2 separate regions of the Homo sapiens genome follow, and region 2 is linked to region 1. A link is a contact called in ENCODE Hi-C or POLR2A ChIA-PET data. All regions are on one chromosome and are shown on one strand. Each heading gives the region's core, a stretch centred on a gene start or an enhancer-like site at or near the end of the contact. The rest is flanking DNA. Distances are from core to core; before and after follow the strand shown.

Region 1 (4,329 bases), core at 860-3,359:
CAGACAAATGTTCTGTGTTCTCTACCTTAAAACACAGACAAATGAAACCTAACTCAGTAGGCTTTTGCTTATTGACCTTTCATTTTCTTACGTGGCTAGCTTCTCCAAGGGAATCAGTCATTGAAAGACTAAAACAATAGATTGAAGGAAACACATCATTTATAATGGTTCTTGCAAACAGACTTTCTGACACGCCAGTCATGACCAGCACATTCTTTTCTGTTTAGAGAGTGACAGTGTGTGTAGTGGTTAAGGTTGGGGATCCAGACTACCTTGAGTTTGAACTCCAGGTCTTCCATTTTCTAGCTGTGTAGTATTAGGCAATTTACTCAGTCCCTCTATGCCTTGGTTTTCCTCATCTGCAAAATGGGAACAATAATATTGGCACCTACCTTACTAGTTTTGGGGAAGGATTAAGTGAATTAATATATAAAGAAATTCAGAAGAACATCTTGGTTATAGTAGTTATAACCAACTTACTGTTATTTATAACACAAGTTATATAATGGCAATAATGGTTTTCAATCTCACAGTCCTTTTATTCTGTTTCCCTAGACTCTAGATTACTGGTCTCCAGACTTTTTGAGTCATGAGCTCTCCTTTCTGTGGATCTGCTCACATAAGTGCTGAGGAAACACATAATGTCAAATAACTGCTGAGTCTGTCAGTTCTTCCCGGTTTTATATGACAGAAAACCAACTCAATTCAGCTTAACCAAAATGGGCTACATAACTGGGAAGCCCAGCTGTAGAACTGGCAGCCATGAGTAGTTCCAGAGCCTCACCAGGAAGCAGAGCCCCATGTCAGTCTCTCTCTTTGGTTTTTAATCCATTGTCTTCATTCCTTCCTACTGCAGTCAAGCCTTCTCCTGCTGGTGACCATGATGTCCTCTGGCAAACTGTGATTTTCACCTTTACAGCTACCCTAGGGAGTCACACTTACAAGCACTCCTCTTACAGAGAGTCTATGAGTATCTCAAGCTGAGGCCTCTCTCAGGGAAGTCCCTGCCCTCCTGCATAACTCTCTGTCCTTGGAAATTGGGGCAGCCTTGGTCTCTTCTGTTTATTGGGAATTTCAGCATCACCAGGGCCATGAGAGCAACTCGATTGTCCCCTTCACCATTTTGTTTTTCAGGTGAGCCTGGGTGCCATGATATGTATAAGACTCTTGGTGGCCAGTTTTGGTAATCCAGGATTCCCAAGAAAGGCCTGTATATTAGGCCCATGACCCAACTACACAGCACTGATACTACACCTGCCTAATGACTGATTGCATTTTGAAGAGGCTTTCATGTGACAGCACTAGACAGGAGAGAAGTGTAGGAAAGTAGCAAACTACTAGGCATTGGGCATTCTTTGCCAATTCAAATTTTAGTGTCAGAAACATCATATGTCATTTCTGCCCATTTCTTCTCTCTCCTTATATCTTATACCTGCCATCCTGCCTTTTCTTTTTCCAGGTAAGCAGACAGTGGACCTCTAATGAACACATTTTTCAAAGATCTAGCCTAACCTCTGAACATCTTTAGTCACTGAGTTAAGCAATACAAACAATTAAATTAAATGTGCTAGGTTTCTAAAACTGTGTAGAGACTTGTAGTGTCCTTAAATAGTCTCAGTTGTTTATATAAAAAGCAGTTATTAACAGGCAAGGATTAGGACATAAGTATCTAGTCACACAGTTCTTAGTTCTCAAAAACATTCAGAGAAGTTAACCAACAGGCCGCAACTGTGCTTCTAATTCTAAAGAGCTGCTTGGGTAGGGTGTCTCCCTGTCTCCATGTTAGGTTTTCCTGTTCTCTTTTCTTATCAGGGTCTTCCTTGACACAGTCTGTTCTCAAGGCCTGAGCAGCTCCCTCAGCCACTGAGCATGGGGGCCCTGGCAAAGGAGAGGGTGTGGATTTGCCAGGAAGGATAAAGGTGAGTTCTTCAGAGTAGGGCCACGCACTGAGAAACCAGGAAGAGCCCAATAAGCTTGTCACCTCTCCAGTTTCCTTAATGGGACTTTGAGTACTAAGGGGAGAGATAGTGAATGAGAGAGCAGAGGTGGCTGCAAGGCAGCAGCCCCTGATCCTTGAGGGGCTGGAAGACTTGGACGGCAGAGGCAGTGAGTTCTGCTTCAGGATCCCAGCCAAAGGAATTAGGAACTGGGTGGCCAGGACAGCTGTTTCTGAGCTCTGAAAAGTTAAGCCTGGCCAAGGATTCATGGTGTGCTGCCCTGGAAACTAGTCAAAGGCTCTCATCAAGAGCCTCTGGGAAGCTGTTTGTATAAATTGCTCTAGGTCATGCATTGGTCTTCCACATCTGCTGCCCCAGTGACTTCCCAGTGCTAATTTCTGGTGAAGGAGGAAAAGACTGCCTGTGCCCACAACGTCATCCTTCAGAAGGTGGGCAGGTGGGAGCAAGCGGTGTGGGAAGAGGGCCAAGGGGTCTAGGGCCCTGCGTTCTACCTTACCTCTGCCTCGCAGCCTGTGCAGCGTGTGTCGCCAAGTGGCTCTGTGGCAGAGGAGAGAGGAGGAGGGAGGAGGAGGCAGGAGGAGGCAGCAGGAGGCAGGAAGAGGCCCAGCTCTTCACTCTTCACTTCTCAGGGAGGTCATGAAGGTGCCCAAGGAAAGTCATATTTTATTTCTGACAAAAATTTGGTTGAGGGCCAGGAAAGTAATTCATTTTATTTTTGGTGGGATCTTTTAGGAAGGGACAAATACAAAATGTTCTCATTCATCTGCTTTAAAATTTAAAGCAGGGACTATTTAAGCAAAATGTTGAGTAAAACCAATAATCAATGAAAAACACATATAGCGGTTCCTCATCTGTTAAACTTTGGACAGGGATGACATGCCCCCAAAACAAATTTAAATGTCCCATAACCTTTTTCTTTTTACACTTAAAAACATTATGTATTTTACTGACTTTTCAACCAGATTATATGGCTTACAATCTAATCTTCTTTTGGCGAATCAGCATTGTACTTATACATCAATTACAGTAAATATCTTCAGATTCCTTTGCTTTTTCTAATTTTCTTTCTGTCATCTCTGCTAGGCTTTCTCTTATTGCTACCATAAGTGTTGTCCTCTAGAAGCAGATTACATTCCTTCCTTTTTTGTTCTAATTGTTTGTTCGTATTATAGGCAAGAAAATAGATGAGCTTATTAGAATTCTAGAAGAAAGTGTGAGCGGGATGGCTACCGGAGCCCACAGACCCTGACTTTTAGGTAAAGGCACAGAGACACACATCAGCACATATGGACATTTTTTTCTATAAAAGGAGTTTAGATTAATGCATTAAATATTTTTGAAACTCCCTCTATATGCCAGGCACTTGGCTAGGCACTGGCTGTCAAATAGAAATAATTCCCAGTATCTTTCCTTGAAACATAGACAGTTCATGGGGCATGATGCTTTGTAATAATCAGACGCCTCATCATGGTTCTTGAAAGATATTTTAATGTGATAAATAACTGCCAAGGAAGTGCTACTGACTACTAAAGAGGGGCCTTAGACAGATCTGAACATTAGGAGGGCCTCAAGGAAGAGTCCTCCCTCAGATGGAGTCCCAAGAGATTACATTTATACCTAAATCTCAGAGTAAATTGAGATTTGTCAAACAAATAAATACCATACAGCCTTTAAAATGTTGGCTAAAAAAAGAATTGTGCAAACAAATTACCCACAATATGAATGCACTTATATAAATTCTAAAAACACACAAATACTATATATATTTACTGGAACACATAAATAAAGCAAAAGTATTTATACATGGGAAGGAGACAAAGCAACTTTAGGATAGTCGTGATCTCTGGGAAAGAGGGAGGGGAATAGAATTAAGGAGAGACATCAAAGGGCCTACAACTTTTTCTGTAATCTTTATCTCCTTATTAAGAACAGAAAAGGCCAGGTGCAGTGGCTCACACCTGTAATCCCAGCACTTTGGGAGGCTAAGGCAGGTAGATCACTTGAGGCCAGGAGTTCGAGACCAGCCTGGCAAACATGGCAAAACCCCACCTCTTCTAAAAAATACAAAAATTAACCAGGAATGGTGGCATGCACCTGTAATCCCAGGTACTCGGGAGGCTGAGGCAGAAGAATCGCTTGAATCTAGGATGTGGAGGTTGCAGTGAGCCGAGATCATGCCACTGCACCCCAGCCTGGGTGATAGAGCCAGACTGTCTCAAAAAAGAAAAAAAAAAAAAGAACAGAAATAAAGTAAATGTGCCATGCCAAAATGTTTAACTATCACTGGATTCAGGTGGTGTGAATAAGCATATTGTTATCTATACCATTCAAAATATTTCCTAATATGTATTAGTTTCCTAATAAACAGAAA
Region 2 (3,722 bases), core at 733-3,232, 43 kb after region 1:
AGATGGCAGAAGAAGGGAAGTCCAACAAGGCTGGGACCCAGGTCCTCATCATACCAGAGGACTTGCTGGCACTTCCCTAAACATGCAGCTTATTAACCCACAGAGCTTGGACTGAACACTCTGCTAGATCATTTTGCGCTATCCCAGAGAATGATAGGCAAAGGAGGAACTGTCCACCAGCTCCTCTTCCTGCCTCTGTAAGCGTCTATGGATAAATATCATTCCAGGTCTAGTGTGTGTGGTGTCAGGCCACTCATCCTGTGTATGTTCCCTCAGCAGACATGATCAAACTCCCCTGGTTTCTTCTTCCTATTTTACATGTCAAGAACAAAAAGAAAATAAGATTTCATTATTATTATTATTATTATTTTTGTTAACCATATATTTGGTATGATGTATTATAATGACTTAAGCCTTTAACCCTTAATTAATCTGTAAGGGTTTTAGGAATTGTCCTGGGAAGTCCAGTAGAAGAGAGAAACTCAAAGCATTTTTTGCAATACCAGCAATGGGTTGCTAAGGCAGGGATGGCAAGCATAAAGCTCCTCATGTATCCACTGTACTCCCAGCGTCATGGAAAACATCAAAGCACCCTTTTCTGCTGACTCACCCCCCAACCCAGAAGATTTTTTGCACAGCACTCAAGAAAAACACAGTAGTTAGTTGGAATTAGCACCAGATACCCTCATGCCTGCTTTCTGAGATAAAGAATACATTGATACATTGATCATGTAACTGAAAGAGGATGCATCATCGGCCTCCATCACTGTCTGGGGGGCCAGTGCAATGCATCTAGAATTTGTATTTAAAAAGCAACAACAATTCAAAAAATCGAAGATTTATTTCATTTCCCCAATAAATGCAGACTCCAGTAGTATCTAACAGCCTTCTTGCTCCTACCTCATTGCCACCAGTCACATATTAGCAGTCTTGGCTGAAATACTAAAGATACTTAAATCTGAATATAATTCAAATCATAGTTTTGTAATATTTAATTCCACCGTGAAACTGAGCTACTATGAGATTACTGACAAAGAGAAGACACTATAGCGTAGTATTGTGTCATGGATTTTAAAGTCGGCCGGATGTGAATTTGTATCAATTTACCATCTCTTTGATCTTAAATAAGTTTCTTAATATCCCAAACCTCAGTTGCTTCTCTCTAGAATGGAGACAATAATACTAACATTGCTGAAGGTAATTTTAATCTACCATGATGATTTAACATTATATGTCAAGTATTTAGTACAGAGGCTGGGATAGAATTAGTGCCCAGTTAATGGTAGCTATTACTATAAATATATAAGTATCATACACTCAACTCACTGTATATCATGTGCAACTTTCCTATGCCTGGGGTAGACTTCTCCACTTACTATCATTCACCACACACACACAAAAATTCAGGCAGCTGCATCCACGTGGATTTCTGATCACGTGAGTCACTGTTAAAAACCTTGGCTGCCCTGACCAAAACTTTGATCGTTTTGCAAGCTGTTCCAGAAATGGGTCAGAGAGTTTTTTTTAAAATGTTTCTCTGTTAGGGAGAAAATAAAAGGATGGGGCTTTTATGTGTGAGTGTTTTGTTAGCTTCTCTGTTTCTTATCAATTTATGATCCTTTAGAAAAGAATAGACCAGGTGAATTGTAACCACAATCACACCCCTGTGATACACAGAGGTGTCATTAAACAATAAGGATCTTGTCCCAGCCAATTATCCTAAGATCAAAATAAAGAAGGGGGTTAGCACTATGTTCTCTCCAAAGCCAAAAATCTCTAAAGCCGCAGAGGAGAGAGCACCACTGCTGGAGAGGCGCTCCTTACCCAGAATGAAAACTGGGAGGAATCTTCTAGCTTCCTCCTTTTACCCACCTTCTGATCTCCTACCAGTCCTTTCTATTGGCCAAACATAGCAAAGCCACCTCACTCCTGCAGGTTGAGTCAGGCCCCAATCACACCAGCCTACCAGGAGCAGGGACGGGCAGGACAGGATCTGCGGGCCAAAAGGAAAACATCTGATAAGTAGGCCTTCCTTTCAGTTCCTTGAAAATGCCAAGCTCTTTCCAATGTCAGGATATTCATATATTCCATGTCCTCTTTCTATAATTCTTTTCCCACCACTATTCACCTCTTATCATTCTTCAAGTCCCAGTTTAAATATTACTTCCTCAAAAAGACCTTCCTTGACTACCTGTGTAAAATAGATCTCCTCTGTTATTCTTTCTTTAAAACCCTCTCTTCTTGCTAACCTTTATAATTATATACATATCTTCTAATTATCTGTTTAATGTCTACCTATCCAGGGGCTAGGAATATCTGTTTTGCTTTCTACTGCATTGTCAGAATCTAGCACAGTGCCTAGCCTATAAAGAGTGCTTAGCACTAAGTAAATAGTAACTATAATTATTACTATCTTTTATTTTTAATAATAGTACCATAATTGGATAATCAGTGAGAGATGTCAGCCCATTCTGAAATATATGTTAATTTCTTTCTGATGCTGTTGTTTTCTTCCTAATATTTAGTAAACACAAGTTGAATGTTTCAGTTCCATGAACACTTTTTAGACATTACCTAGAATACCAAATTTCCATATCTTGAGGCTTCAAAGACCATTAGGGAAAAATTGATACATTCCTTGAACTGTTAAAACAAAAACTATGTTGGCAAACTTGGAATAAACGAATTCTTTTCATCAAATAATCTGTAACTGAAAAGAGAAAAATGTGTACAGTAGAGCAATTTATCATCTGCAAAATCTCTTTATGCTTCACACATTCTGGTTTGGATCTTTTGATTTTTGTTCTTTAAATCTACTGAATGATAAATTTTCCTTGTCATTTCATAGGAGACCTTCATTATTTTTCTCCTACCATCAGTTTATTTTTTTCTCAGTAAAATTCAGCTCCCTTTTCTTTCTTAGCATTTTAACCTACCTGCTTCATGTGGGATAAAGAAATGCCCCATCTTTCACAGATAAAATAAATCTCCACATAAACGGTGACTGTTTTGTCTTTAGAGACTTTGTCTCCAAAATTTCCCACATGTGCCACAATCTTCTTAAGTTATCATACAGAGAACAACTCCTGCAATCGTGGGAAGTGAGGAGTTTGGAGGGCAACAGGTTGGCAATGGGGCGACTGAGGTGACTGTCTTGAGCAATCACCACGTATGGAGCTAAAGAGTCTACTTCCAGGTTCATTTCTGCCATTAGTCTAAGATTCATTTATTCATGAAACATTTATCAAGTGGCTACTGTGTGTTAGACGCTATGCTAGGGCTAGAGATGCATTACGGATAAGCTGTGGCTCCTGTTCTCAGGGAGCTCATTGTGTAGTATAGGGAAACAAGAAAGTAACAAATATTTACAATTTGTGATGTTTAATGCTTTAGGGAAAGTAACACAAAGCACTATGGGAAAATATGGAGGATCCCTAACCCAATTTTGGGCAGGTGTGAGGGTGGGGATGGTACAGCAAAGGCTTTCTGGAGAAAATGATGCTTGCGCTGAAAGATAAGTCTGGATTGCCCAGACAGACAATAGAATAATGTTCCAGAAAAGGCAAACAGTGCTTGCAAAAGTTCACAGCAATGTGTTATTGGTGAATTATAAGTAATTTAGGGCCAGGTTCAGGACAGGGAAGGAAGTGAAAAATGAACTGAAAAAATGAGCAGATGTTGAGAGGTTTTGCATCAGGTGAGAATTTGTTCTTTATCATCAG

Evidence for each region. A loop is a pair of places that touch in the nucleus more often than their neighbours do. ChIA-PET counts read pairs that join two places held with the same protein, here RNA polymerase II (POLR2A). Pooled maps may share reads with other maps.
Region 2: a pooled map of ovary shows a loop between it and region 1 (2.0-fold over the local background). The contact joins two enhancer-like sites. A Hi-C loop is called at or near these places in 3 of 168 maps with a recorded cell type or tissue (aorta and cardiac septum) and 6 of 50 pooled maps. POLR2A ChIA-PET finds 5 or more read pairs at or near these places in 1 of 52 experiments (common myeloid progenitor, CD34-positive).

What each region holds. Positions count from the first base shown.
Region 1 is chr12:70,000,587-70,004,915 of GRCh38, forward strand. No RefSeq gene overlaps it. Among named protein-coding and RNA genes, the nearest start is that of MYRFL, 180 kb to the left of the region's middle. Within about 2 kb of position 2,110, at least 5 of the 41 ENCODE cell types and tissues checked have a DNase peak (open chromatin) inside an H3K27ac peak, as active enhancers do.
Region 2 is chr12:70,043,772-70,047,493 of GRCh38, forward strand. No RefSeq gene overlaps it. Among named protein-coding and RNA genes, the nearest start is that of LINC02821, 130 kb to the right of the region's middle. Within about 2 kb of position 1,983, at least 2 of the 41 ENCODE cell types and tissues checked have a DNase peak (open chromatin) inside an H3K27ac peak, as active enhancers do.